Linked DNA regions of Homo sapiens: all the other regions are linked to region 1. A link is a contact called in ENCODE Hi-C or POLR2A ChIA-PET data. All regions are on one chromosome and are shown on one strand. Each heading gives the region's core, a stretch centred on a gene start or an enhancer-like site at or near the end of the contact. The rest is flanking DNA. Distances are from core to core; before and after follow the strand shown. Region 1 overlaps CUX1 (cut like homeobox 1). Region 2 overlaps CUX1 (cut like homeobox 1). Region 3 overlaps CUX1 (cut like homeobox 1).

What was found. Hi-C counts contacts between places; a loop is a spot of excess contacts on that map. ChIA-PET counts read pairs that join two places held with the same protein, here RNA polymerase II (POLR2A). Pooled maps may share reads with other maps.
Region 2: a loop to region 1 is called in a pooled map, with 4 times the contacts of the local background. The contact joins two enhancer-like sites. A Hi-C loop is called at or near these places in 1 of 168 maps with a recorded cell type or tissue (MCF 10A), 5 of 37 single-sample maps with no recorded cell type and 5 of 50 pooled maps. POLR2A ChIA-PET finds 5 or more read pairs at or near these places in 4 of 52 experiments (GM12878, MCF 10A, RWPE1 and 1 more).
Region 3: a pooled map shows a loop between it and region 1 (3-fold over the local background). The contact joins two enhancer-like sites. A Hi-C loop is called at or near these places in 1 of 168 maps with a recorded cell type or tissue (MCF 10A) and 3 of 50 pooled maps. POLR2A ChIA-PET finds 5 or more read pairs at or near these places in 6 of 52 experiments (GM12878, MCF 10A, Panc1 and 3 more).

What each region holds. Positions count from the first base shown.
Region 1 is chr7:102,060,646-102,063,882 of GRCh38, reverse strand. The region is part of intron 3 of CUX1 (cut like homeobox 1); the gene reads right to left. Among named protein-coding and RNA genes, the nearest start is that of SH2B2, 220 kb to the left of the region's middle. RefSeq lists enhancers at 1-77, 1,371-1,670. Within about 2 kb of position 1,607, at least 8 of the 41 ENCODE cell types and tissues checked have a DNase peak (open chromatin) inside an H3K27ac peak, as active enhancers do.
Region 2 is chr7:101,933,217-101,936,453 of GRCh38, reverse strand. The region is part of intron 2 of CUX1 (cut like homeobox 1); the gene reads right to left. Among named protein-coding and RNA genes, the nearest start is that of CUX1, 120 kb to the right of the region's middle. RefSeq lists enhancers at 1-473, 389-528, 474-1,045, 1,046-1,617. Within about 2 kb of position 1,755, at least 14 of the 41 ENCODE cell types and tissues checked have a DNase peak (open chromatin) inside an H3K27ac peak, as active enhancers do.
Region 3 is chr7:101,954,669-101,957,905 of GRCh38, reverse strand. The region is part of intron 2 of CUX1 (cut like homeobox 1); the gene reads right to left. Among named protein-coding and RNA genes, the nearest start is that of CUX1, 140 kb to the right of the region's middle. Within about 2 kb of position 1,588, at least 5 of the 41 ENCODE cell types and tissues checked have a DNase peak (open chromatin) inside an H3K27ac peak, as active enhancers do.

The DNA of each region.
Region 1 (3,237 bases), core at 358-2,857:
TACTGAATTCCTGGAAAACTAAGCTGTAGCATCAACTGTTTTTCCTCCCGACCACGGGCACGCAGTGGGTGTTTAATATGCTTTTAATATCTTCCGCAATGGCCAACTGCATGGTCTGCAGATGTGACCCAAGGGTTCAGGAATCCAGGTTTAAATATTTATGAAAATGCTCAATATGTAAAGGGTTCTTGACAAGGCACGGTGGCTCACGCCTGTAATCCCAGCACTTTGGGAGGCCAAGGTGGGTGGATCACTTGAGGTCAGGAGTTCGAGACCAGCCTGGCCAACATGGTGAAACCTCGTCTCTCTTGACTAAAACTATAAAAATTAGCTGGGTGTGGTGGCAGGCGCCTGTAATTCCAGCTACTTGGGAGGCTGAGGCAGGAGAATGGCGTGAACTCGGGAGGCCGCGCTTGCAGTGAGCCAAGATCGTGCCATTGCACTTCAGCCTGGGCGACAGAGTGAGACTCCGTCTCAAAAAAAAAAAAAAAAAAAAAAAGAAAAGGAAATACTTAATATGTAAAGAGTTCTCTGTGTAGTAAGCATCTGTTTTGTGTGCTGTGAGATGATGACAGCCACTTGGCTGGCAGTAGCTCCTGGGAGGTGTCTTTCTCCACTGTACACACCCAACAGCGCTCTCCAGCTGTCTTCCTGCAGTGACCCGCACATCTGCACTAATGGCCGCTACTGGATTCCACGGTTATGTTTTCAGCAACATCACTTTCATAAGGCTGAGTTTTTTTTTTTTTAATGTAGTGTTACATTTATTTATTTATTTAGAGACGGAATCTCGCTCTGTCACCCAGGCTGGAGTGCAATGGTGCGATCTTGGCTCACTGCAACCTCCCCGCCCAGGTTCAAGAGATTCTTCTGTATCAGCTTCCCGAGTAGCTGGGATTACAGGTGCCTGCCACCATGCCCAGCTAATTTTCGTATTTTTAATAGAGACGGGGTTTCTCCATGTTGGCCAGGCTGGTCTTGAACTCCCGACCTCAGGTGATCCGCCCGCCTCGGCCTCCCAAAGTGCTGGGATTACAGGCATGAGCCACCGCACCCGGCTAAGTGTTACATTTAAAGACAAATGTGTAGTGCAGTGGCTCACGCCTATAATCCCAGCACTTTGGGAGGCCAAGGTGGGAGGATCGTTTGAGTGCAGGAGTTCGAGATCAACCTGGGCAGTGTAGCAAGATCCTGTCTCTACAAAAAATAAAAAATTGGCTGGGTGGGTGTGGTGGTGTATGCCTGTGGTCCCACCTCTTTGGGAGGATCCCTTGAGCTCAGGAGGTCAAGGCTCCAATGAGCTATGATTGCACCACTGCACTCCAGCCTGGGTGACAGTGAGACCCTGTCTCAAATAAAATAAGAGAAAGACAAATGTCTATAGGAAGGTATTTTAATCTAGCTCTCAATCAGTATCCGCTTATGATAGTATAAAAACTCAGTCTAGGTTTAGAAAACAAGTTTCATAGAAATCCACCAGATCTCTGAGATATGGAAGGGGTGAGAAAGTGCCCAACCATGTGAGTGCCAGCACGGCTGTGCTGTGGGTTCCCGGAGTCACATGGAATATGCTGCTGCCGCTCCCAACTACCATCTAGGCTCCCTGGAGGAGGCGTCACACATCGCTGCCCACTGCCACGTGACTTGTGGTGTAACAGCAACTTCCCCCTGGGTGCTTTCCCTCCTCAGTGATGTCAGGCATAGCCACACGAAATGCTTTGGCCAATGGTATGTAAGTGATGGTGTCTTATCTGAGCATTAAGATTTAAGAGCCAGTGTGCTCCCTCCCTCTGCTGCAAGGACCTTATAGGACCTACTTCCTCCACTGAGATCCTAGAATGAGGACCACCCACGGGGCTGGGGCACAGTCACAGCCAGCCCTAGTCAACATGACACATGAACAAGAAATGATCTTTGGTTGCCACAGGCCACTGAGATTTGTAGCAGTTTGTTTGTTACTGCAGCATAATCTAGTAAAAGCTGATGGTTACAGATCTCACGAGTTGGCCATATCTCTAAGAGAGTAACATACAGTGCCGGGCACAGTGGCTCACTCCTGAGCTCAAGTGATCTACCCGCCTCAGCCTTCCGAAGTGCTGGGATTACAGGCATGAGCCACTGTGACCGGCCAAGAAGTGCTGTGTATTTTGAAATAAAAAAGGCTCATCTCTCCACTGCACCACAGGGGCCTGGCCATGCCCATGTGGTAGGCAAGTCCACGCCACACACAGCCAAGGGCCTGGGCATGCTGTTGGCACATGAGGGTTTGATTTCCAGCTCCAACATAAAACAGGTGCTCTGCCTGAACCATTGAATTAACCTCTCTGGGCCTCAGTTTTTTCATCTGCAAAGTGGGGAGATACATCTTGGTTGCTGTCAAGATCAAAGCCGTGGCAGCCCTTGGAAAACAGTGAAGGAACCGCCGTCTCACCAGCTTCATTTCTCAGACGCAGAAACCCACCAAGTTACTTGGACCCTGGCTCCTGGCCCCTCCTAGGGATATGATAACATCCAGCATTGCGCACTGGGGCTGGGGGCCACATGGTCAATGGAAAGAGTGTGTGGTTTGATCAAAAGACAGACTTGGGTTTGAATCCTAGTTCCAGCACACACTGGCTGGGTGACCGGGAGGCAGGTTACTTAAATGCTGAAGTCTTTGGCTGGGCACAGTGACTCACGCCTGTAAATCCCAGCACTTTGGGAGGCCAAAGCAGATGGATCACCTGAGGTCAGGAGTTCGAGACCAGCCTGGCCAACATGGTGAAACCTGTCTCTATTGAAAATACAAAAATTAGCCAGGCATGGTGGTGGACACCTGTAATCCCAGCTACTGGGGAGGCTGGGGCAGGAGAATCACTGGAACCCTGGAGGCGGAGGTTGCAGTGAGCTGAGATCATGCCACTGCACTCTAGCCTGGGCTAGAGTGAGACACAGTGAGAGTCTGTCTCCAAAAAAAAAAAAAAAAAAAAAAGGCCAGGCGCGGTGGTTCACACCTGTAATCGCAGTGCTTTTGGAGGCTGAGGTGGGCAGATCACAAGGTCAGGAATTCAAGACCAGCCTGGCCAACATGGTGAAACCCCATCTCTACTAAAAATACAAAAAATCAGCCAGGTGTGGTGGCAGGCACCTGTAATCCCAGCTATTTGGGAGGCTGAGGCAGGAGAATTGCTTGAACCCAGAAGGTGGAGGTTGCAGTGACCCAAGACCATGCCACTGCACTCCAGGACTGGGCAGCAA
Region 2 (3,237 bases), core at 506-3,005, 130 kb after region 1:
GCCAGCCCGAGTGCCGGATCCCATCTCCTCCCAAACTCTGTGACCTTCATCTCGCTCTGGAAATGACGTTCGTGCCTCTCTTGGAATGCTCTCTTTCTCCCCACCCCCGTCACACCTGAAAACAAGCTTGGGGCTCCCCCTTGTCAGGATGGGGAAGTCCATACCTTAACCTGGTCCATCTACAGATGTACCCGCCCTCCTCCCTCCTCCCTCCTCCCATCCTTCTCAGCCAAGTGCTTTCAAAACCCACTGTCTCTATGCCCCAGTTCCACAGTCAGAATCCTCCACCTGCATCTCCTTGACAGTGTTTTCCTGCCCTGTAGTTTAACATCTGTCTCCACTAGAATGTAAGCACCGCGAGGGCAGGGACCTTGGCCTTCTGCTCACTGCTGCAGCCTCAGGGCCTGCAACTGCCTGGCACACAGCTGGTCCACAACAGATCGTTGTTGAATAAGACATAACCACCGCTTCCTTGTTTTAAGAGCGTGTTTCTCGCAGAGTCCTCTAAAACAGTGTCTCAGCTGTTCCGGCTCCACCTCTGTCCCCAAACGTCCATCTGCTGCCAGGCTGTAGAGTGTAACTTCGGCTGGAAATGTGAGCCTGGCCATGTGACTCCCAAGTGTGCACCCTCTGACACTTGGCAAAGCCTCAGACAGAGTGAAGTCCAAGCTTCACTTGGCCTGAGCCCCAGCATCGTGTGCTGTCCCCAACACCACCCCAGCCTCCTCACGCCTCGTGACAGCCCCACACCATTGCCACACCAGGTCCGGGTTCCTACACATCCCCAGAGCCCTGTCTCTAGCTCCAAACATCTGCTGGGTGCTGCCCTCCCAAGAGTTTCATTTACTACTTTAGAACAAAATGGTGGATACCATGCCAACCTCCCCAGCTGGGCCAGGAGTGCCCGGAGAAGTGCAGGGCACCCACAGCAGATGTGCCAGCATGTCCGATGGCAGGACACAGAGCTGGGAAAGCGTGGACGGAGCCAGGCCTTGTCCATTCATGAATGGCAGTCTCTTTCACTCACGTCCGTGTGAAAAGACCACCAAACAGGCTTTGTGTGAGCAATAAAGCTGTTTATTTCACCTGGGTGCAGGTGGGCTGAGTCTGAAAAGAGAGTCAGCGAAGGGAGAAAGGGGTGGGGCCGTTTTATAGGATTTGGGTAGGTAAAGGAAAATTACAGTCAAAAGGGGTTTGTTCTCTGGCGGGCAGAGTGGGGGTCACAAGGTGCTCAGTAGGGGAGCTTTTGAGCCAGGATGAGCCAGGAGAAGGAATTTCACAAGATAATGTCATCAGTTAAGGCAGGAACAGGCCATTTTCACTTCTTTTGTGGTGGAATGTCATCAGTAAAGGCAGGAACCGGCCATCTGGATGTGTACGTGCAGGTCACAGGGGATATGATGGCTTAGCTTGGGCTCAGAGGCCTGACAGTCTCCAAGTCGGATCTGTCCCAGCAGCTGTCTCACAGATCCCCTCCATCCACTCCTATACGTGGACCCTTCCTCCTCCTGCTCCTCACCCCGGGCAATGCTGTTTTCACCTCTACTCCTAGAGAACACGGCAAACCCAACTGTACTTTGGCCAGAACAGACTTGAAAAAAACCCGAAAGTTTACTTTGGAAGGGAGTTAATAATAAAGGCTGGAAGGCATCTTCAAGGCGATAAACACCTCCTTTTTCCCTTCTCCCAGCCTTGGCATGGCACTGTCCCCGGGGGAAGCGCTTTCTGGGACACAAAACTGAAAGCCTCATGACAAGAGCCAGGGAGCCCAGAAACTGGGAAGGAGGAAGAGGACAGGACGTGGACGGAGCGGGCAACTTCATGAAGAGCCATAAAATGTGTTTCTCGTCTACCAAAAGCTGCAAAACCCTTTCTTTAACTCATGAGAGGCTCGGGGCTGAGAGCTGGGCTTTTAAAAGTCAGATTCGTGAAACCCTGAACATTGCCAAGAAGAAGGAACAATAATTCCTCCACCTCAAAGTTTCTAGAAACAAACACAGAAATAGAAGAGGCACTTCTTTGAATCCAAACTAAATTATTCTGTTAAGTATTGAAGGTTGTCAGAGAGATACAACCAGAATAAACATCTCTGATAATGGGAGCGCATTATAGTGAAAAGGTGGCAACTTTTTAAAACATCGACTATGCTATCTCTAAAATAAACAAAAAGAAGACAAAATTCTCATGACTTTTAGGCTCTAATTTAGGTAGAAAGGAAGTCAGAGAGAGATTTTCAAATTTATACTGTACAACTTGACCTTTAGATCATCGTTACAGTGTGATGAATTCTGAATTTCTGTTCACAAACCTCCTGACAACTGTATTAAGGTTCCATAGGATAGAAACAACTTCTCTTCTGATTAACCACAGGGATTTCAACAGGCTGTGATACACATTTAACATGGAAAACATTATTAGCCAGCTGATGGGGGTGAGGGGAAGAGAAAATGATCAAACAAAGCAAACTTCCTCAGCACGCCATACATGGTCTTTCCGGCTTTTAAAATATCCAAACATCGCTTTTTAAACTTTGATGATAGAAAACAGAAAGAACTTTTTTTTTCATCATTTCAAAGGAAAGCGCTACAAGTTTTTCTAAATTAGGGCTAAAAGACAGAATGGCTATTTTTAAATGTCTGGTTAAAAATTAGAAAGTCTCAAAGGTAAGCCACAAGTATGCGAACAAACCAAGAACACTGCTATTTCTGTTCAAGTACCAAAGACTGCAGTAAATGAATGAATGTATTCATCTTCACTTTATGATCAAAACGGTCAACGGGAGGTAAGAAATCGAAAACCTACTAAAACAGAAATGTTTATTTCCTATACAACATGACACCTACTGAAAATTCTGTAGAAATTCATCTGATCTTAATAGTAGAAGCATTTTCTTCGGCCAGTTCTAATTTTGAAAAAAAGAAAGAAAAGCTATAATAAAGTCCATTAAGAAATCTTAATCTCCATTAAGACAATGAATAATGTGAGAATATGGACTTAATAGTGTTTGTCTAGGAAAAAGGTAAATAGCTAGCTCTGAATTCTTTTTTAAAAATCTAATTCTTTTTTGTTGTTGTTGTTAAAAAAGGAAAATGTCCACTTAGTATAAATACTAACAAAGGCTCTGTATTTTTTTTAAACTCCTCCAAATCCCTGGAATAATGCCTGCCAACTAAAACACCTACTATGAATTTAGTAATGGGTTATGCAAACATAAATTATAAGGCCAGACATTTTAAA
Region 3 (3,237 bases), core at 339-2,838, 110 kb after region 1:
TGGGACTTCCAAACTCTCACACTTAACCACTGTTTCCGTTTAAAGATGTCTGGTGAATAAATTAATAAGTACGAAGAGTCTTTCAAAAAGACTCTATTTTGCAGACTTGGACATTTTCTTATTGTTTTCAAATTAAAAAGTAACATTCTCTTGTTTTTTTTAAATTATTTTATTTTTTAAGAGATGGAATCTCACTCTGTTGCCCAGGCTGGAGTGCAGTGGCGTGATCTCAGCTCACTGCAACCTCCACCTCCCAGGTTCAAATGATTCTCCTGCCTCAGCCTCCCTACTAGCTAGGACTACAGGCGCCTGCCACCACACCTGGCTATAATTTTTATTGTATTTTTAGTAGAGACGGTGTTTCACCAAGTTGGCCAGGCTGGTCTCGAACTCCTGACCTCAGGTGATCTGCCTGCCTCAGCCTCCCAAAGTGCTGGGATTACAGGCGTGAGCCACCGTTCCCTGCCTAAAAAAAAGTAACATTCTCTATGGAGAAAATCTGCAAAACACAGAAAAGCATAACAAAGAAAAAAGCCAATCTCACACCAACCAAAAATAATCCCTGCTAAGACTTAGAAAAAGGCCTGGAAGAATCCAGTGTCCTCATGTTCACCAGCCCTTGTGTGATGTGCAGGTATTTGCATCTATTGTGCTGTATGTCTATATATTCATCTTGTCTTTATATTTTTGAACATTTTTCTTTCATTAAACTAGGGTGATACAGCATCTTTAATTCTTACTTTAGGTGATATCATGATCTTTTCTGTGTTAGTAAATATTCTTGGGAAACAATATCAGTTACATAATAATTTGAATGAATGATTTTTAGCATCATTTAGCCGTTCCTCTATATTGGACACTAGCCTTGTTCCCTCCCACCTGTTTTTAGTATATCAATAACACTATAATTAACATTATTGTTCATAAAGCTTTGGCCACATTTCTTTTTTTCTGTTTGAGACAGGGTCTCACTGTGTCACCTAGGCTGGAATGCAGTGGTGTGATCACAGCCCACCACAACCTCGACCTCCCTGGCTCAAGCGATCCTCCCGCCTTGGCCTCCCAGATAGCTGGGACTACTGGTGCACACCACCATGCCCAGCAAACAATTTGTATTTTGTGTAGAGACAGGGTCTCGCTATGTTGCTCTGGCTGGTCTCAAACTCCCGCACTCAACCCGCACTGCCCGCTTCGGCCTCCCAAAGTGCTGGGATTATAGGCGTGAGCCACTGTGCCCAGGCGGCTTTAACTGTATTTCTAATTTTTTTCCTTGGGATAGATTTTCAAAAGTGGGATTGCTGGGTCAAAGGAATACAAAATTCTCAAGGTAACTGTTTTCAAAACAGTCTGAACAGACATTCCTATTATACCAGTTTACCCCTGAAGAAGTTTTCTGAAGGAAACGTTGACTCCATAATCCATCTGATTTTTTTTTTTAAACTGACCTGCTTCACCATCAAGTCATGAACTACATATCCTTTTATGAGTCAGATTACAATTTGGTGTATCTGGTGTCACATGCTAATAAGTTAGCTGGTGATAAATATAACCCATCTATCTCTGCAAAAGGCCGATCTCGGCACAGAAATGGAAATGATCTCAGCTTGGCATCCGGAGAGGCCGCTGTTTAACTGAGGCACTGCGATTCTCATTTCAAATGAGGGCGCGTGCATTTCATCCCTACCACTGTAAGATGCGGAGAGCCGGCCACGCTGAATGTTTTGTCCCCCAAAGCTGCCTCCTTTTTTTTTTTTTTTTTTTTTTTTTGAGACGTGGGCTCACTGCAAGCTCCACCTCCCGGGTTCACGCCATTCTCCTGCCTCAGCCTCCCGAGTAGCTGGGACTACAGGCATGTGCCACCTCACCCGGCTAATTTTTTGTATTTTTAGTAGAGACGGGGTTTCACCGTGTTAGCCAGGATGGTCTCATCCCCTGACCTCGTGATCCGCCCACCTTGGCCTCCCAAAGTGCTAGGATTACAGGCGTGAGCCACAGGGCCCAGCCTTTTTTTTTTAACCTTAGAAACAGGGCTTTGCAAGTATTCGATTGCTCAAGGGTAGAGAACAAAAGTTGTGACTCTTAGCCCTGTCCTCTATCTCCCTTAGAAAGGTGGCTACAAATCCCTAGGTCCAACCATTGGTGCCAATGTTCTCTTCAAGTTCCCTTTTCTGATTTCCCGTTAGTGGAGAGGGTCAGTGTAGAAGATCTTTAGCCCCGTAGCACCATCCTTGGGCCCAGTGACACAGCCAGCCAGAAAGACACAGTCTGGGACTTCTGAACTGGCTCAGGAAGGGTGCAAATTAGGAGAGGGGCCCCAGCTGTGCGTTCCCTGGGACACATGAGACTGCAGAAGTGGGGAAGTGGGTAGGTGCGGAGGTCAGGCATGCCTGCTATCAGAGCAGACAGACCTGGTGGAACTCCAGCTCGGTTACTCTCTGGCTGAATGGCTTGGGCTCAGTTCCCTCAAGTCTATAAAATGGGCATGATATTATTATGCCTCCTCATCAGGGAGATGTAAAGACTGAATGAGAGAATAAATGGGTAGAACTCAGCACAGTGAATACAAGCAGCAGGTGCTTGCTAATATCACTGAGAAGCAAGAAATGCCTTTTTCTTGATGCTCAGATCACCTGTGTCACAGCAATGGTCCAACAGGGAGAAGGGAATGGACCAGGGAGGAGGCGCAGAGCGGAACACAAATCATCCTCTCCCTTCCTTGAACCTGCATTTTTTTTTTTTTTGAGACTGAATCTGTCTCTGTCACCCACGCTGGAGTGCAGTGGCATGATCTCAGCTCACTGCAACCTCCGCCACCAGGGTTCAAGCAATTCTCCTGCCTCTCGAGTAGCTGGGATTACAGGTGTGCACCACCAGGCCCAGTTGATTTTTGCATTTTTAGTAGAGACAGGGTCTCACCATGTTGGCCAGGCTGGTCTCGAACTCCTGGCCTCAGGTGATCGCCTGCCTCGGCTTCCCAAAGTGCTGGGATTACACACATGAGCCACCATGCCTGGCCTGAACCTGTATTTCAACAGCTTCCAAATTCAAATATTTCTATGTAATGCATCCGATCCTCAGCCAGGCAAAGTGGAAGGAGATGGAGTTTGTCGTGGTTAAGCAACAGTCAGACTAGGTGTGTTCATGATGCCACCTGCGAGCAGCTGTGTGACCAGAGCAGTGATTCTGGAAGTTGGTCTAAGCCACAGCTTCCTCATCGCTACCATGGGCAATGGTGGC